2 separate regions of the Mus musculus genome follow, and region 2 is linked to region 1. Evidence: chromatin loops called from intact Hi-C (ENCODE). Cell type or tissue: heart. All regions are shown on one strand. Links, peaks and the distances in the headings refer to the core of each region. The heading gives the core; the rest is flanking DNA.

Region 1 (8,000 bases), core at 1-8,000:
AAAATGTTACAAGGGTACTAAAAAAGAACATGTTATTCATCTGTCACTCAAATCTAACTGGATAGCATCTTGTATTTTATACAGTGCGACTAACTATGGCAACTGAGCTGTAGTTCTTCTTTGAGAATCCTTCCAAGTGCTGGAGAGATGGCTAAGTGGTTAAAAGCACTGGCCACTCTTCCAGAGGACCTGGGTTTGATTTCCAGGCTACACAGTGGCTCACAACTCTCTATAATTCCAATGTCCAGGGGATCAGATGCCCTCCTCTGGCCTACGAGAGCATGAGGCATGAACATGGTACGCATACATACAGGTAAAATACCCACAGACATACAATTAAACATCCCTCATGCTGACTTCATACAAGCAAAAGAAACATCTATTTTATTCCAGAAGCTATATTTAGGGGGTGTTTGATTACAGCAGTTTAATCTGTACTCTAATTTATATACTGAGCATCAAAAACAGAAGGTGGCATGGTCAGTCTGATTTTTGGAGTTCTGCTGACATAGTCAAAATGTGTTTCTTATCAGTGAAGCCTGATTACTGGTAATTTGAAGTGGGTTTTTTTTTTTGGAAGACCACAAAGAAAGGAAGAAGATCTAGGTGTATGTAGGACTGAGTATCAAGATATCGGGCCACACAGCACTGGGTAGGATGAGACCCTCCGTAAGTACTGTTTCCCACCAAAGCATGTATTTCAAAACAAACTCACTCTGTATCCTTGGACTATAAGGGTCTTCAATTTTGAAAGCAGGATCTAAAGCACGAAATATTACCTAAAAATAGATCAGAGGGTTGGTATTTTTGCAATGATCAAAAGGCAGACTAGCAAGTAGAGAACTCAATCAGAGGCATACAAACCTCTCCTTCTGTCGAGGGCTCAATGTCAGAATATCGAGAGTCACAGATGATGTCATCCACTTTCTTCATGGGTCCAGTTGAAATGCCTGGGAACGAGCTCTCACAGTCGTAGGCGAAGTATCTGTACACGCCCCAAGCCTTCCCAAAGTCAGAAGACCGCTCGATCAGCATGGCGGCTGGGCGGAATGTCTAAAAGCAGGAGGAAAGTCTCATTCCATGGTTCTGCTTGCTACTCTGTCCTTTTGTCCCTCCTGTGTGCCTAAGCTGACTGTGTGCTTGGTATTTCTGTGGAGACTGTTCTTGAAAGGCCGCACTTGTAGCAACCACCTGGTAGACCAGTAAACTGTTCCTTCTTGAAGCTGATTATAAACAGGCCCTTGTAGCAAACACACTTGGGTATATTAACCACCATGCCCAGGAGAGAACTAATTTTGAATGCTTGCTTTCTCACTTCTTCATTTAATCATTCCATAGATGATATAGCCTGTGGCTTATATAACATCCATATGCTACACACAGTTTAATAAGGAGCACACACACATAAAAATCATAGTCATTGTACAATAATATGTCAAGCACCACAGTACCATCACAGGAAATGTGAGAAAACAAGCAGCATTACTCACACTAGCCCAAGAATGGCAACAGCCAAAGTGCCTATTAGCTGGTAAAGAACACAATGTGAGCCTAGAGTAACTGTCCTCTGGGCTCCACCCAGCAGCCAATGGAATAAGCACAGAGACCCACAGTCAAATGACGAGCTTGGGAGTCTTGTGGAAGAGTTGGGGGAAGGATTGAGGGACCTGAAGGGGACAGGGACTCTACGGGAAGACCAACAGAGTTGACAAACCTGGACCCTCTGGATCCCAGAGACTGAACCATCCACCAAAGAGCAAGCATGGGCTGGACCTAGATTTCCTGCCCCACCCCCACAGGTAACAGATGTGCAGCTTGGTCTTCATGTGGGTCCCCCAACAACTGGAATAGGGGCTCTCCCTCAAGTTGTTGCCTGCCTGTGGAACCCATTCCCCAACTGGGCTGCCTTGTCTGACCTCAGTGGGAGAGGATGCACCTAGTCCTATAGAGACTTGATGTACCAAGGGTGGGGATGGGAGAGTGATTGGGGGTGGGGGGTGGGGGTTCTGCCTTCTCAGAGAAGGTGAGGGAAGAAAGGGGGCAGGAACTGTGGTAGGGCTGGAAGGAGGGGTTGTATAATGGGATATAAAGTGAATAAGTAGATAAATTAATGAAAGAACTAAATGTGATAAATACAATAGACTAATTTAGCTGCAAAAGGAAGGGATGCCATACTCTCTGTAACATACAAGGACCTTGAAGGCACTGTGCTAAGTGAAATAAGCCATATACATTTTCAAATATTATGATTTCATGTATATGAAACACCTAGGGTTTTAGATGGGAATGGAAAGGGGTCATGGGGAAGAGGGGTGAGACAGCAGGGGTGACTATTTAGTGACTAGTTCAAGTTCCTATCTAGGGTGATGACAAAGTTCTGGAAACTGACAGCAGTGATAGTCTTGCGCTATCCTGAGTATGTCTAACATCACTGAGTGGTACACATAAGAATGGGGAATACTGATATGCATACTGTACCACAAAAGTAAGTAGTTTTAAAGGAAAAACAAAAACCAGAGACTATTTCAGAGGGATGACATCAAACTGGATCTCGGGCTGGGGATTCAGCTCTGGGTGGCCCCAGGTTCAATGCCCAGTGCAGCACAGGGGGGCATTACTGTTTGACATGCTAACAGACTTTCTTTGCCTTTTTGCCATATAAGTGAGAACACTAAAAGATTTATGGGACCTAACAAAATGAAAGCTTATACATAGAAAATAACTCTGACAGCACTGTCATTAAACATGGAAGATGACAAGAAGCAGAGGAACCAAAGAAAAGATGAAGAAGGTCTCACACTCTAAAGGTATAACATGGACAGAGAGAGATGAAGTCTACTGTCCTGTTAGTGACAGCACACTGCACTGAGTTACATACACTCGATCTATTAGATCTTAGAGGAGAAGCAGATAGGCCCCAAAGCACGGGTGGCTGGGCTGAAAATGGCACGAGCAGCGAGCCTCTCAACCTCGTTTGAGGGCAGCCATATGTGGGCATGGCATTCAGCTTTGCAGTGTGGATTTGGGAGTCACTGCGATCACTTAATACTTGAATTTCCTCCAACAAAGCCAATGGCAAGAGAAAGGCCAGCACTCTAGGAAAATGCCCAACAGGCTGGACACGGGAGAACAGGAGCCGGCAACAGTCACCACCTTTCGCTTCAGCTCCGAGTGTGTGCTCACGCATGCGTACCTTCCTCCTCCCCAGCCAGTGGCCTAAGCAGAAAAGCGAACAGGCAGAAGGTTGGGGAGGAATAGGAACAAGACAAACCCCTCAAAACACACCGAGGACTTCAGGAGGCCATGAAGGACACAGTCAAGAGTAAAACGTAAGAAAGAATGCAGATGGAAATGGGCCACGGGCAGATGCTTCCCAGCCATGAACATGCTGTGCGCACTTTAGGAAGAGGAAGCCAGATTGCCGTGGAGAAAAGTCAAAGGAAAGTTCAGCCAGCCTAGAAAACAGAGCTTAAGTAAATATGAATTCCTGAATTAAGTAAGATCATCACTTGGCAGACAGAGCTTTTACAGAGCCTGATGTTGGGAACTAGCAAAAATCTGCTAACCTACTTGCTAGCATCCTTGATAACCCTGCCTGACGGAGGCAAGGCAGAAGAAAACGATGTTTCTATCAAACTGCAGAGAACTGTAGACTAAGGATTTTAGAAGGGGAACGGAGAAGCTGCTCTGACCATCGGAACCTGGACTGGCAGGTGTGCAGGCATGGCCAATCCCATGAGGCCACGCTCCCAGTTGGGAAGGCCTAAGAGGCTTGGGCGGGGCACACCTAGTCAGATATCTCCGCATCCTTAGACAGCAGAGAAGAAACACACAGAAGCTTGCTTGTCCTGGCTGTGCTGCCTTGTCTCTCACTTTCTGGAAACTTCTAAATCCCAAGGGACCCTGCCCAGTCATCCAATTTCCTGTGGAGTTAAGAAGCTGCTGGAAACCGGAACCACACACTTCACCTAAAGGACGGAAGCCTCTCCCCACTCCCACCGCCGTACTTAGTCACCAACCTTCTCGGGCCCCTTCTAGGGCTGCACAGGGACCGCTGAACGCATAATAACCAGGAGAGACTGGAAACATCTGTCTATAACAACAACATACTGGCACATGCATATAAACAAGCTAATCCACCTCGTAAGCAGCCACCTCCACAGCCAGAGTGGTTGAGGATAAACATGAGCTCTTCATCTTTGTCCCCGCTTTCCTTTACAGTACTGCTAGGGAGACCCACATCTTCCTAAGGACTTCAACTTCCCGGCTATCCTGGACACAACCCTTTCCTTCCCCTGACCTGCCTCCGCGCCTTCTCCACTTCAAGGTCAGCCTCAGATTCTAAAGCACCCAAGCAACCATTCGCAGGAAGTAGGGGCCTCCTCTTCTCTGCAGCGGTTCTCAGAGCAGCCAGGGCAAAGCGTTGTGGGGTATAGAAGCATGTGGATACACAGTCAAGTGTTCCAAGGACCGGTGAGCTCCTGACATTTGGAAATTTAAAATGCCCTGTAATCTACAGCTCAAAAATAAAATAAAATAAAATAAAATAAAATAAAATAAACAAAAACAAAACCCGTTGTGGTTATGTATCTCAGTCTAGCCTGGAACTTGCTATATAGATCAGGCTGGTCTTGAACCCACCGAGACCCAACTTCTGAAGTTCGGGCTTGGTGCCATCATGGCGGGTTTCCTTGCAAAATTATTTTTGTGACCTCCAAGTCTGTGGCTCCCTACTGCCTATGAAGTTCCCACTCCTCAGCAAAGAGTTGAGGTCCTGCTGACTGGGACCTGCTTCTCCATACTTACTTTCTTCACCTCCCTGACCTTGAAACAAGTGGATGCAGTACTTATTGAACAAGCCTTGCCCAAAGAGCACAGCAAAGGTCACTGTTCTCAGACCAATGGCAGTTTTCCTTTATATCTTCCCTCTGAAATCTTTCTCACCCCTCCTGGCCCAGGTAAAGGGTACGATTGGTCTCCGCTCCTGAAGTTTCTTCCTTATGCCAGGCTGTTATGTAATACTTTCCTCCCAAGATTTAAACTAAAGATTCCATCCTGAAGGAAGCTCCTTGAGCAGGAAGGGAAACAACTCAAAACAGCTCCAGGAAGTCCCTGAAACTGACCAGATTCTCTAGGTCCCAAATATAAGCTGAGAGGAGCAAGCCAAGCAGCAAAGAAAACTCTCAGACAGAACCAACTATGAGACAAGCAGTAATTAGCTGAGCTGCCTGAAAGAGGTTTAGATCAACCGAGGCACACAGAAAGGACGCTCTCTAACCTGTTCAGTGGCCTGCAGGCTGTGCAGAGGGTTCCAGGTTTCCCAGCTTTTGTGAGCTGTCATCAATGCTGAAGTGGGCCTTGGAGTTGCAACTATCTGAGTCATTTCTGCTCCTGTAAGTAACCCCTCACCCACATTTCTATAAGTAACTGTTACTTTCCCATCAATTCCTGTAACTCCAATAAAACTCACTGGTTCACCAATGCGCTGGATTCTGGTAGCATCAGCACGGGTACTTTGGTCTGTCAGGGGTTTCCTATCTGGGGTATGAGTAGATGAACGTGTTTTGTTTCCCAAGGAAAAGTCTTCTCACAATACAAGCTAACAGACTAGCCGGCCCAGAGCATGGCAAACGCGGCTCTGGCGTGGGTCCTGCTGTCTCACAGAAGCTGGAACCTGGAAGGATGAACCTTGTCCTTCATGCTGAGGTCCACATCCTGTACCTACAGTCCACACCTCAGCACCTTCTCAGACTAACCTTCAGCACCTAGGTGTAGAACAGAATCTCATCTCTGGCCCACTATTCCACAGAATATGCACTCTAAGGATTTTGAGCATAAATGAACTCAGAGCCATCCATGTCTGTGTAGCAGATGCTCTCTCCAAAGTAAGATGGTGCCACGAACATCAATAAAGAGGACTGTAAATATTTTAAAGGTCACAAAACATAAAAATGACATCTTCATGTGGGACAGAGTTTAAATTTAACCACTAAGGTGTAGTGTGGCCCATGAATGGAGACCGCAGGCAGCAAGGAGTCCCTGATAAGCTAGTAATAGCCCTTATCCAACCACTGTCTGCTGCATTTGGTGTCTCCATCACCCTGCCTGCCCCATCAGTCACAGTGGACCACTGGGGGACAGCAAAGGGGTGAGGTACAGAGGCCTGGGAACCACAGAGCTTGATGCCCCTCCTAGTTGCATTCTGACTCCCACGCCTGCCCTTGCTCCTCCTCTGCTTCTCATACTTGGGTACCAGACAGAAGCGAGATTTCCATGGTTCCTTGCCAGCAAGGTAAACTGATCCTCCGCCCCTTTTCCTAATCTGAGAGGATGCCAGCAAGTCCCCAACTCCAACTGAAAACTACCCAAAGGTGATCTTCATCTGGGGAGCAATAATTAAATCATGAGTTTTGTGTGTGCCAACGTGTACTTTGAGCCATGTGAAGCCTGTCATTTTCAGGCAGCTGCTTCAGCAACAAAGGCACTTTGTATAGAGACATTCCCTAGTCCTAGAGTCATTCTACATCTTGAAAAGAAAAATGGAGAGGGGGAAAAAAAAACTGCATTCAAAAAGGCATGCATTTTTCTTTAGAAACTGTAAAACTCTTCCCCCAGTTTTGGCAAAATCTTGGAACCTAAGACTTGAAACATTACTTTGTTTTCAGTTACCAAATTCAGCCGTAGACTCTAACCATGAAGGATCGGAGATGCACTCTGCAAATGTTTTATCGTGGTTTGGAAGGGAGTCAAGTGCTGCCTTTCTCAATGGGAGAAAGAAAGGGGTCTCTAATTAAAAGTTTATAGATAAATTAGGATGAAGAATCTACTTAAGCTAGCACATGTGAAGGGCAGTTATCATGTCCCTGTTTTGAAAGGGACACAATTATCCCAACTTAGGACAACAATTAACATTTAAGTTCTCATTTAGGCCAACTCATAAGAAACATTGTCTCTGGACGTGGCAGTCGCCCAGCTCTGGAGCCTGCATCCGAGACAGCATGGATTCCTTACCTTGAAGGTCATGATGAGATGAGTGAAATGGAATTCTGCTTCCAGGTCCAGTTGGATGGTCACGTTCTCCACACCTGCATTTTTACAGCAGTAAAGGAAATGGTGAGACCAACGGGGAACACCTCTGAACAGCTTCTTAAATGGTCCTCAAACCCCTCATACAAGTTTCCCCTTGTGTCTTAAAACTGGAGTTGAAGTTATTAGTGTGAGGGTGGGGCTGGAGGGGGCATCCTTTGCACTTCTTTAGTTCTCCATAAATCACTCTGGAGTTCTGCTTACTGGATCTGTTCACTGCCGCAGACATCTGGCAGAAGGCCCCTCTCAATACTGCTTGCTCGGGAAGCCACACCCACTGCCCCCAACCCTCCAAGCCAAAGGCACCCCCTCCCCCAACACACACTTGCAGTGCACAGTAGGGGGTCAGTCTGCAAAGACACAGAAGAAATACAAATAATTACATGTCCCCCGCCCCCCAACTGACAGCAAAGAAAGCAGGTGAGCATCACACCTGGTGACGCGTGCCAAGTCAGGGAAACTCATCCTTGGTGCAAGCAAGCGACCTTCCACTATACACTTCTGCCTCTGAGGCAAAGAACCCATCAGATAACTCAGCCTGTCCCTGAACAAACACAAACTTCTCCCCTTCCAGGGGAAAAGCCTGCACAAACAAAGCTGTACGGTGCATGGTGCCCTGAGGGTCAGAGACCCACTTGAACACACTAAAAAAGCCACTGGAATTCCAGGGAGAAGAGGCTCCTCCCCTAACCCCCCAGAGACCCCGCAGAAGCCGCCCTGGCTTAAGAGGACTGATCTACAGTCCCTGTAAGGAGATGCCCCCGGGGCCCATCCTCCCAAGCAAAGAAGTCTGGAAGACAGGAATGTGTCAGAATGAATCATGCTACAGCTGGTATATTCTCAGGAAGTCAGTAGGACCTTTTGAAATAAACTTGCCTGCTGGAAAATGGCCAAGCCGACCGAGGGGGAAAAAG
Region 2 (17,280 bases), core at 5,032-13,031, 72 kb before region 1:
CCCTAGCCTGAGAGTCACCTAATATCACTTCTGCTGCGTTCTATTCATTAGAAGAAACATTTGCCTAAGGTTGGTCCATATTCAATAGAGGTGAAATCGAGTTTACCTTTTAATTGGAAAAGTATCAAATTTTAGAATTGGTTTAAATACACTACAATGAGAGTTATTCCATCAAAGATTATCAGAAGTAATTTAACATGCAATAAATTGTGGGAAGCCATTCCAGACTCCCTGGCCAGGCCTGACGGAAATCTGTGCCAGGCAGTAAACAAGCCCATATTTAGTGGATGGCTCACCCTTAATCCCTGATTGGCTGAGCAAGCCTGCCTGGTGAGGTGATGTGACCTGTGGTGATTGGTTGAGGTGTGGTTGTGGCTTGAGTGGATAAAAACGCTTGTACCCTGAGAGGCAGGGGATTTGAAGAGAGAAGCTGCCTGAGTAAACTGCTTTAAGAAGAACCAGTGGTTGTGGTTTCCTTGCTGGTCAAGTTGAACGCAACAAGTGGTGCCGAAACCTGGGAACCGACTCTCCCACCGAAGAGGTTCAGAACTTTCTGCAGTCAGGGTCTGTCGACAGGATGTGTATGGTAAAGAGACAATTAGGCTCTCGGTAAAGAAACAATTAGGCTCTCGGTAAAGAGACAATTAGGCTCTCGGTAAAGAGACAATTAGGTTCTCGGTAAAGAGACAATTAGGCTCTCGGTAAGAGACAATAAGGCTCTCAGTAAAGAGACAGGCTCTCGGTAAGAGACAATAAGGCTCTCTGGCTCTGGAGACAAGAAAGTGAAAGTAAGAGGGTAGTGAAAGTAAGAGGGTACTAGGGACAATCTATGGATTACTTTCTTTTTCTAGCCATTTGGGTAATTTTTCTTACTGCTTTTTGGTTTAAGGACTGGCCAAAAGGATGGCCGATTCAGGAGTCAGAACAAATATTACCAGGCCTGGGCTATGCAAAGAGCCCAGACATAAGTGCCAGGATGCTCCCTTGGAAAGATAAGGAAGGGCATGATGGGATGTTTCAACCATATGTGCTTGAGCTGCCCATTACCTTATGGGGTAGAGATTTGTTAAAAAATAGTGTCCTATTTAGGAGCAAGGTTCACTCCTACAGCCGTTTGGCCTCAAAAGATACAGTTGAGGGTTGATTTCTTGCATACTTTAAATGATTTTCAGAAATTGTTAGGCAATATCAATTGGATTCGGCCCTATTTGAAGATCCCAAATGTTAAATTAAAACCTCTGTTTCAAATTTTAGAAAGAGACTCAGAGTTAAGTTCCAAAAGGGAACTAACACCTGAGGCTAGAAAGGCCCTTACCCTAGTGGAAGAAGAATTGATTAAAGCCCAGCTTCAGCATTGTAGAGAAGGGTTACCCATCATTTTGATAATATTACCTACTGAGATGCAACCCACAGGATTATTGTGGCAAGAAGGCCCATTGTTATGGATCCATTCCAAAATATCCGCTGGGAGGACATTAGATCATTACAAAGCCTACAACAGTGGCTTTTTTAGCCTTGTTGGGAATTCAGCATTGTTTACAATTTTTTGGTATAAAAACCAGCTCTATTGTAATCCCTTATGATGGGTATCAGCAAAAGGTCCTAACAGCAAATATTGATGAGTGGGCTATTTTAGCCTGTATTAATGAGGGCCCATTTGATAATCATTATACCAAACATCCGTTAATGACCTTTTTTAAGGAACATCCAGTCATTTTCCCTCAAGTGGTGAGGAAAACACCCATTAAGGATGCAGTTAACGTGTTTACTGATGGATCAAAAACCGGATGTGGAGTATATATAGTAGAGAGGAAAGTTCCTGTGGTCAGGCAGTATTATCCCTGTACTCCACAGATGGTGGAATTACAAATAGTTATTGAAGTCATTAAGGATTGTGATTTTCCTTTTAATCTAATTTCAGATTCACAATATGTACTTAATTTAGTTTTATCCCTACAAGTGGCTGGCCAAATAAAAGCTCCTAGTACCATCCAAGCCTTGGCCTTACAATTACAGAAGTTGCTGTGGGAAAGACGCCAACCATTATATATTGGACATGTCCGTGCCCATAGTGGGCTTCCAGGACCCTTAAGTAGGAGAAATGATATTGTGGATAATTGTACTCGTATGGAGTTCATATTTTTAGCATCCCCTATGGAGTTAGCCTTACAATTTCATTCTAAAATTCATGTTAATGCTAAAACTCTGCAGAGAAAATTTGGAATCTCTAGAGCACAAGCTCGGGATGTAGTCACTACCTGTGTATGTTGCCTTGAGTTTCAACACCCACCTTCTTATGGAGTGCATCCTAGAGGATTGCTCCCTCTACAGGTGTGGCAGATAGATGTGACACATTTTTCAGAATTTGGCAAATACATTCATGTATCCATTGACACATGTTCAGGAATAGTTTATGCATCTCCCATGGCAGGGGAAAAGGCCTCCCATGTTATACAGCATTGTTTGGAGGCCTGGGCAGCTTGGGGTAAACCCCAACAACTTAAAACAGACAATGGCCCTGCATATACTGCCAAAACCCTGGTGTCTTTTTGTCAACAGATGGAAGTACAAGTTAAACACGGACTGCCATATAATCCTCAAGGCCAAGGAATCATTGAACGAGCACATAGAACCTTAAAAGAATTATTAATAAAACAAAGACAGGGAATAGGCTATGGCCATACCCCCAAAAATAAGACTCTCCTTAGCTCTTTTTACCTTAAAATGTTTACAATTGGATAAGGAAGGTCGCTCTGCTGCTGAACGACATGCTAATACCAGCCCCAGTAATCTGGGGTATGCTAAATGGAGGGATGTGCTTACAGGATCATGGAATGGTCCAGATCCTGTGTTGGGCTGGGCGAGAGGGTCTGTTTGCATGTTTCCACAGAATCACGCAGAGCCAGTGTGGGTTCCAGAGTGAATAGTGCGACAGTGTCAAAATGAAGAAGCTGATCCTGTTAAGAAATTCCTATTAAGAAATTGGACTGCAAATTTTGATGGCAAGATGAATGAGCTTCACTCGGCGATTGTCGCTGTGAATTCTACCCGAGTGGATCCTGGCTTGGCATCAGGAAAGAATGGGCTGAGATAGGTGCCCTTGCTGTGGCCCTTGTTTTGGCATGCATGTTGTGTGTATGGTGTATGTGTTGGTTGCAGAATGCCCAGGTCCACACTGCCGCCATGGTGGTGCAAGCTTTTGCCACAGTGGAAGCAGGGCAGTCACCTCAGATTTGGCTTGTTGCCATGAAGAATGAACAATGAAGCCATCGCTCTGCAGGGTTGTAAGGCTAAGCACTGCACAGAAGTTAGTCTGGACGCTGTTTGACAATCTCTGGGAGGTACGTCTGATTGCATGAGGGTTGAGTGTCCTAGTGTTCTTCCCCCATGAAAAACGGCATGGGAGCAGGTCAGGGTTGCTCTGGGTAAAACCCTGTGAGCCTAAGAGTCAATCCTGTACATGGCCCCTATTTCTGCACACTGGGGATCAGACCTCTATCTTCACCCACGGAGCTTGCTTCAAAAGAATATAAAAGGGGGAATTGTGGGAAGCCATTCCAGACTCCCTGGCCAGCCCAGACGGAAATCTGTGCCAGGCAGTAAACAAGCCCATATTTGGTGGATGGCTAGCCCTTAATCCCTGATTGGCTGAGCAAGCCTTCCTGGTGAGGTGATGTGACCTGTGGTGATTGGTTGAGGCGTGGTTATGGCTTGAGTGGATAAAAACACTTGTACCCCGAGAGGCGGGGGATTTGAAGAGAGAAGCTGCCTGAGTAAACTGCTTTAAGAAGAACCGGTGGTTGCGTTTTCCTTGCTGGTCGAGTTGGATGCAACAATAAATGGAGATCATTGACCAGTATTTGATCATACGTCTACCTTTAGCTGTATGGGACCCGGAAAAGACAATGCTATTCTGAATACCCATCTGTCCAGCTGAACAATCTCTTATCTTATGAAAGGGGAAAACAAGGGCTTAAGATGTAACTCAGGTGAAGAATGCTTGCCTGGTATACTAGAAGCTCTGGGTTCCGTTCCCAGCAATCAGCAACACATGGTGGTGGGCACCTGTAATCCCAGCACTCAGGAGATGAAGGCAAGAGGACTATAAATTCAAGGTCATTCTAAGCTCTATATTGAGTTTGAAGCCAGTCTGGGACACATGAGACACTCTCTCAAGAAACCAAAAAGGGGTTGTGGTGGTGATTAATATTTGGTAACAGCTAGCTTTCGTCATAACATTAAAAAATCATTTATTCATGTCTTTTTCCTTCTAAATGGGCATAGATAGGTAAGAAGTAATATTCATCTAATCCCTAACTCTATGGAGTTCAGTACAGTGCCTGGGCTGTAAACTTTTGAGAAGTATAGAGTTAAGGTTTAAACTAGAGACTGTTATTACAAAGTGGTATCAGACCTTAAATCTCTGTGCTCAATTTTTTTTTTTTTTTTGTTTTTGTTTTTGTTTTTCGAGATAGGGAGCTCTGGCTGTCCTGGAACTCACTCTGTAGACCAGGCTGGCCTGGCCTCGAACTGAGAAATCTGCCTGCCTCTGCCTCCCGAGTGCTGGGATTAAAGGCGTAGCCCACCACGCCAGGCTCTGTGCTCAATCTTATAGACAACAGTTAGCAATCTTTTAGGTGCACTCTCAATGAAAACCTAACACCTCACCCACCATCCCAACCCTTCTAGTTTCTTCTACAAGGGAGGCGTGCTTTCAAAATACAAAAATAGAAGGGAGCTTGTTTTCTATACTTTTTGTTAGCGCAGTTTTCAGAACAGGATGTTGGTGAAGAAAGGTTCAAGCCTATCCTTTCCATTGCCTTCGAGAACAGAGATTGTAAACCAGCCGTTAAAATCAAAGCCTTTGTTCGTAGAGCTGCAGTTACCTCTCCTTTGCTTTCTTTAACCTCTCAGGGCTCCATCCAGAAAATGCAAACAGTTCATACGGTTTTTGTAAAGCTAGATAAAGCCTACTGCCCACGAATATCTAGCACAACCATAAGCTTGTCAAGTTGTCAAACTTTTCTTCCTTTCCTATTTAAACTTTACTTTCTGTGGGCTTTACTGAAGAAACAACATTTTTATTTATCTAGTTCGTCTTTCAAGGATAATTTGCAACTCTACTCCAGTCATTTGAGCAACAGTTCTCCAATTCCCCAGCTGCCACAAAGCGCAGCGCCCTTCACGACAGCGCACGACGAAGCGACCGGAAAGCCTCTGCCTTTCGGGCCAATCGCGCTGCTCCTCGGCGATGACGTATATGTTGCGCAGGCGCAGGGTGGGGAGACCTTGGATAAGTCTTACCAGGCGTTCAGCGGAGGTGAAAACCCCTGGTTGGAGGGACGGGACCGAGGGACGATGCAGAGCTGGAGTCGTGTGTACCGCTCCTTGGCCAAGGTGAGGGCGGCCCGCGAGGGGATGATGCTGGACCACAGGCACTTAGACGCCCGCTGTGGGCCCGGACGCGGCCTGCCGCCGGGAACCGCCGCGGCCCCGCCTCTATGCCGGCTCGGTGCGGCCTCCCGAGGCAGCGGGGAGCGCGAGCCCGGGCTCGGGAGGGCCCTGCTGCGGAATGACTGCCCGCAGCCCCACACGACCCGGACGCTGGTCCAGGGGCCTGGGCCCTCCCCCAGTTTCGGGGAGGAGTAAATGACCCTTGCCACGCGCGGCCTGCCCCTTCCTACCTTTCGCCTCATCCTAATGACCCGGGGGGTGGCCTACTCTCCTACGGCGGGGAAGTAACCTTGAGGCCCGACTGGCCCAGACGTGGTCAGCTCCAACACACCGTCCCGCGAGTTCCTCCTCCAAGGATCTGTTTTCATTCACGTCTCTAAACTAGTGCACCCTGCCATCAGTCAGGCCCTGGGGCTTATAGTTTTAATTGCAGCGGTTTGTCGTCCAAACAACTTTCCCATTTCACCTGCCAATTGACAGCTGCCAAATTGAATGTATGAGGCCTAGTGGCAGGGTAGCAGGATAACTTTAGGGACAATACAGAAATGAGACTCTTCACGGCTGAGCCGTCTGTGTCTTTAAAAGTTAATGTAACACGCAAAATGTCACTGTTTTAGGGAGAAGGTGAGCCGCGTCTCTCAGTACAGACAGTTCTTTGTTCCTCTTTGGTTGGCATATCTTGATCTCAGGTGCAGAAGTTGTCTTCAAGTAAAAAACCTTGCTGCATCAGAGTATATTGTCGCTGCTGTCCATTGCTTACTCGCTGTGATAGGAGCTGGAAGTGTGCTTTCTTTATGTGGCCCTGGCCTTAGGAAATGGTAGTCACACTGCTTAGAGAGTGTGAGATTATGATGCAATTTGTGGGACTTCCAGAATGTGAGGCCACTCCGTTGTTGGTACATTTTCCTAGTCCAGTTGGTGGCTTAAGAACATCTTTATAGATCTTATAAGTGATTACAGACTGTTAAGTAGATTTGTTAGGAAGCAGAATGACAGATGAAATGAATATCATTGAAATACTTAAATACCTGAATTCAAAGTTTTGGGATTTTAATTAGAATACTAAACTGATCCTTGGCAATAAAATTAACAATGCTTTCTGAAGTTTTAATAAAACTGTAAGCCATTAAATATATTTTTATTAGATTTAATATGAAATGGTTCATTGAATGTTCATAATAATAAGGCAGACCTGGCAAGGTAAGATTGTGAAAGTTTAATATTATGGACAAAAAAGGGAAATTGGTAGGATACCTGTTTGCGGCAGAGAAAGTCCATTAGTATTATTGCTTGATACATTTGCCCCAGTTGTCATCGACCTTTTAAATTACATGTATTACTTGTGCACATGCCTGTGGGCATGAGCGTGCAACATAGGATGAAAGGATGCCAGAAGACAGCTTCTGGGAGTCAGGTCTCTGCCACCATATAGTTCCCACGGATTAAACTTGGGAAGTCACCCTTGGTGGCAGGAGCCTTTAGCCAGCGGGCTATTTTGCCAGCCTGTTTTAAAAATTATATTTTACTTAACAGGAAAATTTCTTTTGTCTTTTTTTTTTCTATTCTAGAAAGGCCATTTCAATCGGATATCTCATGGCCTACAAGGAGTTTCTTCAGTTCCTTTAAGAACTTATGCAGATCAACCAAGTAAGTACCTGATAACAGCAGTTTTCAATCCGAGTAGCTGAGGAAAGTGAATGTTAGAGTGACTTGTAGTGTTAATCTGTGTGCTTGTTTACTGTTGTCTGTACACCCTGTATGCTACGAGAGGTAAACATGGCCAAGCCCGTTCTTAAGGTGAACAGTACGTAAGTATTCTAAGTGTTTGGAGAAGAAACTGAAAATTAAAGCAGGTTACTAGGAGTCCGTGAGAGGATGTCAGGAAAGCCTTCCGAGGAGATGGAGGGAGTGAGGATATGAAAAGTTGTTTCAGTGAGAAAGGCCTCAGATGGATCTTAATTCGGGAACCTCCAGGAAAAGCACGAAGACTAGGTGGCTTGCAAAACCCAAGGAATAAGATCAGAGAGGTCGAGGGACCCCAGCACCGAAGTCTTTCTAGGCAGACAGCATGGATTTTACTCCACTGGTGAGGGAGAACTGCAGGTGGGTTTTGAGTTGAGCATTTTTATGTATTACAGCTTTTAAGAATTAATTTTGTCTATTGGGTCAGATTGTGTTGGTTGTTTCAGAGCTGTGATGATAATGATTTTTGAAATCTTGAATGAAATTCTTTAAGACTACTATTATATACAGAGAAGGGAGCTGTGGGGTGTATAATTTCCTTCTTAATGCTTTCTTGAAGTTTTGAATTTTCTATAAAAGATAGGTGTTTTGGTTTTTTTTTTTATAAGCACTTGGAATGGGATAAATGGGTTTTTGATAAGGTATTTAACTTACAAAAAGTACTGAAGTGATACATTTACTGAACCCATTAAAATTTGTATTTAAAAGTATTTTATTGCCGGGCAGTGGTGGTGCACGCCTTTAATCCCAGCACTTGGGAGACAGAGGCAGGTGGATTTCTGAGTTCGAGGCCAGCCTGGTCTACAAAGTGAGTTCTGGGACAGCCAGGGCTACACAGAGAAACCCTGTCTTGAAAAACCAAAACCAAAACCAAAAACAAAAAACAAAACAACAAAAAAAAAAGGTATTTTATTCTTTAATTTTGATCTGTGTTAGGATGTGTGTACATGTATGAGTCCCTGTGTGCATGCCACAGTGCAGGTGTGGAGATGAGAGGACAGCCTTGGATATCGTGTAACAGAATGTTATGGTGTAATCAGAGCCTCCTATTTTCAGTCTTTGCACAGGCACTTAGATTTTATGGAGTGAGTCCATGCTGGTTAGTTCTTGTCTACTTGACACAAACTAGAGTCTCCAGGGAAAAGGGACTTCGATTTGAGGAATTCTTCCCATCAGATTGGCCTGTGGGCATGTGTGTAGTGGAAGGGTGCAATCCACTGTAGCAGGTAGGCCTTGGCTATATAAGAAAGCAAGCTAAGCAATCCAGTAAGCAGCATTCTTCTAGGCCTTCTGCTTTAGTTCCTGCCTTTAGGTTCCTTCCTGTCTTGGCTTCCCTAAGTTGCTTTTAGTCATGATGTTGATCACAGCAACAAAAAAACAAACTAAGAGACAGTAACCTTTAATCAGGGGGTTCGGGGGGGGGTGTCTCTTGACATTGTCAAATTATAAGTATAAAATTAGTATATTTTAGGATAGATGAAATAGTAATTTTATACACTTACATGAAGCTGAATTGTTTACTTAATAACTTTTCCTCTCAAAAATAGAAGCTTTACTGGGGCAAAGACTGATTTTTCTTTAGTACCTAAGGTGGCACAGTTGGTCTTCACTGCCTGCTTACTGAATAAAAGAAAACTGCAGTCCTGTCTGTTTCAGTTGCTGTATCACAGAATGTTCAGCATGGTCACCATACAGAGTAGTACCAGCTAAAACGCCAGTACTCTTATCTGACACATGCAGGGCTTAGCTTTGTTTCAGACAGTCTTAAGTTCTAGTGCCTGTCCTGCTTTGGCCACACTTCTCTGTTAGCCTTCCTGTGTTATGAATAGAGAAGCTCTTAGAGAAGTAGGAGAATTCTTTTGACACTTGACCCATTGTTTTTATTCTGCTTTCGTAGACGTGTATTGGTTGACCAGCTTGAGGAAATCAAAGCTTGTATAGGATGTCTGTTTCAACACCTAAGAGATGTTTGAATATTCTTATAAAGCAAATTCATCAGGCTGTGTGAGGTTCTATTCCTATTGATAAGGACGATGTAGTTCACTTGTAGCAGACACAGATTCGTTGCAGTTACATCATATTTTCATTCACTGTTTTATTATATTCAGTATCTCAATAAGTATTTAATTTTTGTGCTAAGTTTTTTGTTTTGTGCTGTTTTTTTGTTTTGTGCTAAGTTATTAACAGTGATCTAAACAGACACAATTAAGCTTCTTTGTATTTCACAGTCCTCCTGAGGAAGACAGACATCTAACAGATACTTGTAATCATGGTAAACAGTCCAGTGGCTAAGGATAGGGATTTATGAACTCTGTATGTGGATAGGAAATGGTTACATAATTCTTTCTTGAGGATTTTTTGTTTATATATGTAATGACTGTTGTTAATTGTCAACTTGCCTGCATCTGGCATCGCCTAGGAGAAAAGTCTGGGGACTTACCCATGAGGTTAGATTAGCCTTTGAAGATATCTTGATTACATTAATTGATTGGGAAAATTCATTTTAATTGTGGAGGGGATTACTACCTGGGCAGGGAATCCTAGACTGTATAAACTAGAGAAAGTGAGCTGAGATCGCTGTTTATGGATGTGATGTCCCCAGCTTCTTCAAGCTCCTGGTGTCCCCTGTCATGATGGATTTAAAGTATCTTGAACTGTGGTCGATCCCAAATAAACTCTTTTTTAAGTTACTATGTTTTGTCACATCAACAAGAAAAGAAACCCAGACATTGTCTGAAGAGGGATATGTGGAAATGGGTGACTATTGTAATATAGAAAGAAGCATAGTCTATTTAAACTACTAAAAAAGTCATAGTGCTGACACATCGAAGTTTGAGAGTTGATTTCTCAGATAGGAAGTTTGGAATCAGTAAGGTGTTTTAAGCAGAGCCATCATAGGGTCAAGTTTATTTTAAATATCATTGTGGTTACTGGTTGGACTTTGGTAATTTTTTATTTTTCTCTAATCAGATTATAAGAGGCAGGGTAATTATTGTGACTATATGTTCCAAGAGCTTAGTGTTTGGCCTGTGAAATGCATGCTGTCAGTATGTAGTTCTAGATAATGAAATAGTGTGTATATGTAGGCTAGCTAATTCTATGCATGTAATTGACTACTGAAGCTTGGTATTAATGGATGTGCAGAATGGGGTGGGAGAAGAGATTAGAGAAATACTGAAAAGATGTAGGTGCTATACCTAGCAAGGTAGAGTTGTTTGAGTAACAGACAGGGGGATTAATGAAGACTGAGAAAATTATATCTGAGCTGCCTTGTCAGATCTGGCACAAGGGGTAGTAATATAGGCTGCTGTCAGAATGGGACTGAGGCTAGATGCTCATTCTCTAAAGTCTGGCCTAAGAGAATGTGGGAGGCAGATCTAAGAAAGCAAGCCACATTTACTGAGTGCTTGGTATGTACCCAGCACCTTAGGTTCTTGACATGTATTTTCTTTGGTCATTAACAACTTTGGACTATAGACATCATCACTATCATTCATATGTTGTTTTGGTGCTCAAATAACTGAATTTTTTTTTTTTTTTACTTAAGAATTTGAGTTGTGGGAGCTGGAGAGATAGCTCAGCAGTTAAGAGCACTGACTGCTGCTTTTCCAGGGGTCCTGAGTTCAATTCCCAGCAACCACATGGTGGCTCACAACCATCTGTAATGGGATCCAATACCCTCTTCTGGTGTGTCTGAAGGCAGCTACAGTACTCATATACATAAAATAAATAAATAAATCTTTTTTTAAAAAAAAATTTGAGTTGTATAGTTATTATTTGAACTTATGTCATATACAACTAAGGTTCTATAGTTATTAAATAGAATTGTTTAAATCCTTCTTTTATTCTTAAAGACTAATAAAAGTTTTTGAGATTATGTTCAGAAAGTGAATTGTTTCAATTTAAGATTTCAGATGATGAACACTTTGGAATAAGAGTGAGTATATCATATTTATTGGAGACGTTTGCAAAATAACTTGGAGATTAAGGCTAGTGACAGTTTAAACCATTTTCAGCCCTCAACATTCTGTATTCTCACTATAAAGGAAGGTGTGTGTGTGTGTGTGTGTGTGTGTGTGTGTGTGTGTGGTTATTTTGCAGATGAGCGGTTAAAATGAAGCAGGTCAAATTATTCACCTAAGGTCACCTCATTATGGTTGAAAGCTTTGCTTTTTTTGTGATTTTAATATATGAAGGTTGAAACTAAAGAATGTGATTGTATTAAATAGAAGGAAGAATAATACCAAAGGTGGAGTCAATAACTAGATAGTTGAGGCTAGTCAGTTTATTTCTGAACCTCTTATGTCATCCTTGCCCTCCTTATGTTATAGGGGAGTTATGTCATCTGTCATACAATAACCAGTAAGTAGCAGCTGGATATAGATAGGGTTCATAACCTAGGACTTAGTTGTATTTACATATCTTATAATGACTACAAGATAAAAGTGGGATCTCAAATGTTGTGCCATTTTTAGATGCATCAGAGTACACCAGACATCTTGGAACAAAATAATGGCATATTGAACATGCTGATTATTTGGAGTATTTTGGTAAATGCTAGTAATTTACCATTTTATATCAATCTGTTCTTGTTACAGTTGAGGCTGACGTGACAGTGATAGGTTCTGGCCCTGGAGGATATGTTGCTGCCATCAAATCTGCCCAGTTAGGCTTTAAGGTAAGGTAGACCTGAAGTAGAGGCTGCTTTGTTTTATTATGGACCAAGCTGGTTTTAGTCACAAAATACTTTGCAGGTAAACACATGGAAAATAATTTTTAAAATATTTTAAAAAAAAACATCTTTATCTTTGGATGTTTTATATGCACTCATGTGTGTTTGTGCACTGTACGCATGTGGTGCCCACATGAGGCTAGAAGATGGCATCCGATCCTTTGGGACTGGAGTTACAGACAGTTGTGAACTGCTGTGTGGATGCTGGGAATTGAACCCAGGTCCCTTGGAAGAGTGGCTACTTCTCTTAACCAACTGAGCCACCTGTCAAGCTCAGGAAATTATTCTTTTTAACTATTGATTATTTGTAAACCTGATATTGATGGGCTTTATTGAGTGTAGAAGTCTCATGGTATAGAAAAGCCAGCTATTTTTTTTCTGAAATACTTCATTTTGGTTTGTAAATATATTTGAGATAACAGTGTTAACAGTAAAACAATATGGTAATGTTGGACAAAAATCTTTTTAGAATAATTCACTCTAGAATTAGCCTAGTTTCTATTATTCAGATGATAAAATTCAAAGGGTTCTTTTTTTTTTAAGATTTATTTTATTAATATATGTAAGTACACTGTAGCTGTCTTCAGACACTCCAGAAGAGGGAGTCAGATCTTGTTGAGGATGGTGTGAGCCACCATGTGGTTGCTGGGATTTGAACTTTGGACCTTCGGAAGAGCAGTCGGGTGCTCTTACCCACTGAGCCATCTCACCAGCCCAAAGGGTTCTTTAAAAAAAAAACAAAACAAAAACTTTTTATTGATTCCAAATGAATTTTACATCATGTACCCCAATCCCACTCATCTCTCCATTCCCTCCTCTGCCCTTGCAACCCCCTCCCCCAAGAAATTGAAAAAAGAATAAAAAAAGAAAACCATCTTGTGGAAGCTGTAGTGTGCCAGTGTCCCACAGACCACCCTTGTGTCCACACAGCTTTACTTGTGTGCCAGTGTCCCACAGTCCACCCTTGTGTCTGTACATCTTTACTTGTGTGCCAGTGTCCCACAGTTCACCCTTCTGTCCACACAGCTTTACTTGGCAGATGTTCGTTGCAGTGAATCATCGGTCTGCTTCTAGGCCTCTGGCTTCTGCTACACCATCAATACTGACTTTTCACTGAGACTCCTTTCCGATATCCTGTTGTTGCCCTGTATCATGGAGCTCCAGCAGCTTTGGCTCTGCAGGATTGGCCCTCAGAGGGCACTTTGAGTCTGAAGAAACAGATTGAGTAGCTTACTTTACAGACCAATTAAGACATATATTTGGAGTCTTAGTGAAATAAAACATGCATGTTACCTGTTATTAAATAATGTTCTCTTTGATTGTAGACAGTCTGCATTGAGAAAAATGAGACACTAGGTGGAACATGCTTGAACGTTGGTTGTATTCCTTCAAAGGTAAGCATGCGTTTCACACGCTGCAAGATTGCTTTTTATTAGCTGCTGACTGCAGAGATGTACGGAGACCAACTTGTAGTCTAATACAGTTCTTATAAGGAATCTGAAGATGTTTATGCGACTTTTTTTTTGTGTAACTCTTCTATTGCTGACACCCTCTTGAATGTCATATATTCTGGAAGTTCTTCCTGTCCCAGACTTTTTTGTTCTGGTTTTGTTTTTGCTTTCTCTTTAGTTTTCCATTGCTACCGAAAAGATAATAGTAAAATTTTTGTTCTTAAAATTCTTGCCTGTGAAAACAGGTCCCTTTTAACCTGCCACCTTGAAATGTGTTCTTATTGTTTTACTTTTAAAGAATATAGCAGCTTTGTTTTGTTTTTTATTCTTGTTTGTCTATGACGTTTTAGTCAGTATTATTTATCGTAGGTTAATTGTGTGAGAAGGAAAGATGAATTTGTATAGTAGTATGTACTATTTTAAATAGAAATGTAATTTTGTAAGTGCTTTCTTGTGACAGAGCCTGTTTATGCATATTTGGTAAATTTGCCTTACTGTTTTTAGGCTTTATTAAATAATTCTCATTATTACCATATGGCCCACGGAAAAGATTTTGCATCTAGGGGAATTGAAAGTAAGTATACCTTTTATAGTTAGTACCATATGTATTTGACCTTTCTTGGTAAATACTGATGTGTGTGTGAACAGGTATTTATTGAAGGATAACTGAGATAAAAATCTTGAAATTTGGAGAGATTTACATAGAATGTTTACTTCAGACTACCATCACAGCTTCTATGCCTTTGCACATTTTTTCCTAAGTTCTGTTTTTTTTTTTGGGGGTGTGTGTGTGTGTGTGTGTGTGTCAGTGAAGAGTCAGTTTTTTGTTTCCCTCATAACTTGCTAGATTCCGGATTGCTGTGCTATTGCAGGTAAGACTGAAAGGAGAGTGGACAGTGGCCACCTGAGCTGTGAAAAGAGCAGAGAGAGGGAGTGGGAACAGAGAGAGGCCCGAGAGAAGACCATTCATGACATTTGCATGGAGTTTGTTTTGTCTTCAGTCACCATGTCTTTGGGGGGCTGTTTTTATCCTTTTTCTCCAGTCATATTTGACAATACATACATAAGACAGACATAATGCACTTTGTGGCATTCTTTTTACAGAAGTAGGTTTCTGAAAGAGGCTGTGTAGGAGGTCCATTAGATGTGTGTATGTTACAGCAGGTATGTCACACTCTGTGAAAGTACCCTGATGTTAGAAGACATAGGAGTGTCAGGAAACATGCAATATAGGCAAGCTTTTCCTGTTAGCTTGGTGGCCTTTGTCAGTCAGAAATGTCTAAGAGTCTGTCTGTGTGTTGACTTCATGGACTGATTGCTATGTCTTTACCTCTGCAGTTCTGTTGAGTTGAATTACATTGTTGCTTTAATGTTCTGAGTTAAATGAATTTAAAACCTAGTTGATTAAACTCATTATGCTTTTTCATATTTTGGAATATTCAAATATATATTTGTTATTGTTTCATGAAGTTTTAACCTTTGTTTTTATTTATAATTTCAGGTGATGTTCTACTTTGTCATTTTTACTTTATCTATCTTCCAGACTAATAACCATCATAAAGTATTTGTAGAATGTGCCACAGTGAAAATAGGATGTTTCTGTTTTGGACTGCATTTTTGGCACAGATGCACATTTAACAGTGCTTGATAGGGTCTGTTATTTTGACCTGATGATGTGGTTTTGCTAGGTGTGGTCATGACAGTCATTAAGTTTTAGAAGTGAATGCTATCTTTTTCAAAGTCTTATCAACATTAAGATGAATATTTTCAGATCTTGGGAACTATCACATATTGCTTCCATAGTTTAAATAATGAAAAGATTTATTTAACAAATTACAGTACCAGAAGTTCGCTTGAATTTAGAGAAGATGATGGAGCAGAAGCATTCTGCAGTAAAAGCATTAACAGGGGGAATTGCTCACTTATTCAAACAAAATAAGGTTGGTGTCCAGTGCTCAGATCTGTTTTATTTTACATATACATGAAATAATTGCTTTGTGCTAATAGCCATGTTTTATGATCTTGACCTGCTGTGGGATATTGATTTAATTTATAATAGTACTAAAACATTTAAAAATTAATGTAATGCGTTTATTATAATCCAAACCCTATAAAGAATAAAAACCAAAAGAAAATCCAAAATTACACTACCCTTAAACACCTGTCTCTGAGATAGTGTTTTGCTGCTACATGCATTGTATATTTTTAAGGAATTTTATGTTCTGTATTACCTAGAGTATTGTTCCTGTTACTCCTGTTACTCAGGAAAACATTGAAACATTGTGAATTTGTAAACATTACTTTATAAAGGTTGTTCACGTCAATGGATTTGGAAAGATAACCGGCAAGAATCAAGTTACAGCTACAAAAGCCGATGGCAGCACTCAGGTTATTGATACCAAAAACATCCTTGTAGCTACGGGCTCAGAAGTTACTCCTTTTCCTGGAATCACGGTATTTATGCTTCCTGATTCATCTCTTACAACCTAGCAGGTTTTTATAAGTTTATGCTGTTTATAAATGCTGACTGAAACACTAATTTGGCAACCATTTAGCATTGCAGAGTTACTTCTCTGTATTTTGTAGTGATTATGATAAGATATAGAACACTTTATAATATATTTAAGTTTAACATAAAGGTAAACAACGTGGTGGTGAGTGTCTGTGATCCCAGCATGTGGGAGGCAGAGTCAGGAAAGGAAGATTGTTATGGGGTCAGTGGTTAGCAGGGTTAGCAGCCAGGACTACATAGCAAGACTGTCTCTGTCAAGTGATAACATTTCTGAGTAGCATTGTGAATGCTAAAGAAGTTGTGATATATCTATAGATAGCATCAAAGCAAATAAATGATGTAAAATTTTATTGGATGACATCAAGATAATGTCATACTAGGTTTTCACAAGTAATTCTGACTGTTGTTTTTGCTCTTTTTATAGATCGATGAAGATACTATAGTGTCATCTACAGGAGCTTTATCCTTAAAAAAAGTTCCAGAGAAGCTGGTTGTTATTGGGGCAGGAGTAATTGGTGTGGAACTGGTAAGAAGGATTTTCCTTTTCTTTTTTTTAAGGCAATTTTTTATTAGATATTTTCTTTACATTTCAAATGCTATCCCCAAAGCCCCCTATTTCCTCCCCCCACCCTGCTCTCCAACCCACCCACTTCCACTTCCTAGCCCTGGCATTCCCCTGTACTGGGGCATATAATCTTCGCAAGACCAATGGGCCTCTCTTTCCAATGATGGCCGACTAGGCCATCCTCTGCTACATATGCAGCTAGAGACACAGCTCTGGGGGTACTGGTTAGTTCATATTGTTGTTCCACCTATAGGGTTGCAGACCCCTTTAGCTCCTTGGGTACTTTCTCTAGCTCCTTCATTAGGGGCCCTGTATTCCATCCAATAGCTGACTGTGAGCATCTTCTTCTGTGTTTGCCAGGCATTGGCATAGACTCACAAGAGACAGCTATATCAGGGTCCTGTCAGCAAAATCTTGCTGGTATATGCAATAGTGTCTGGGTTTGGTGGTTGTATATGGGATGGATCCCCAGGTGGGGCAGTCTCTGGATGGTTGTTCCTTCTGTCTCAGCTCCGAACTTTGACTCTATAACTCCTTCCATGGCTATTTTGTTCCTCATTCTAAGAAGGAGCGAAGTATCCACACGTTGGTCTTCCTTCTTCTTGATTTTCTTGTGTTTTACACATTGTATCTTGGGTATTCTACGTTTCTGGGCTAATATCCCCTTATCAGTGAGTGCATATCATGTGTGTTCTTTTGTGATTGGGTTACCTCACTCAGGATGATATCCTCCAGATCCATCCATTTGCCCAAGAATTTCATGAACTCATTGTCTTTAACTGCTGAGTAGTACTCCATTGTGTAGATGTACCACATTTTCTGT

The links. Hi-C counts contacts between places; a loop is a spot of excess contacts. Peaks named below come from ENCODE experiments on the same cell type or tissue, not always from the same donor. Only the 100,000 strongest peaks of a DNase experiment are listed, where the experiment ranks them.
Region 2: a loop joins it to region 1, with 5 times the contacts of the local background. A loop is called at or near these places in 3 of 42 quality-filtered maps.

Annotation. Positions count from the first base shown.
Region 1 is chr12:31,271,515-31,279,514 of GRCm38, reverse strand. Lamb1 (laminin B1) reads right to left here. Exons shown (of 33, transcript NM_008482.3): 4 at 7,012-7,085; 5 at 865-1,053; 6 at 716-779. Among named protein-coding and RNA genes, the nearest start is that of Lamb1, 10 kb to the right of the region's middle. In heart, for the core only: no CTCF peak of the experiment used is centred there; DNase peaks (open chromatin) are centred at 3,884 and 7,914; H3K4me3 peaks cover 781 bases; H3K27ac peaks cover 1,155 bases.
Region 2 is chr12:31,339,418-31,356,697 of GRCm38, reverse strand. Dld (dihydrolipoamide dehydrogenase) reads left to right here and starts at 5,227. Exons shown (of 14, transcript NM_007861.5): 1 at 5,227-5,397; 2 at 7,023-7,101; 3 at 11,796-11,875; 4 at 13,255-13,323; 5 at 13,885-13,954; 6 at 15,220-15,320; 7 at 15,691-15,834; 8 at 16,317-16,418. The coding sequence starts at 5,359. In heart, for the core only: a CTCF peak has its summit at 5,168; a DNase peak (open chromatin) is centred at 5,257; H3K4me3 peaks cover 1,514 bases; H3K27ac peaks cover 1,265 bases.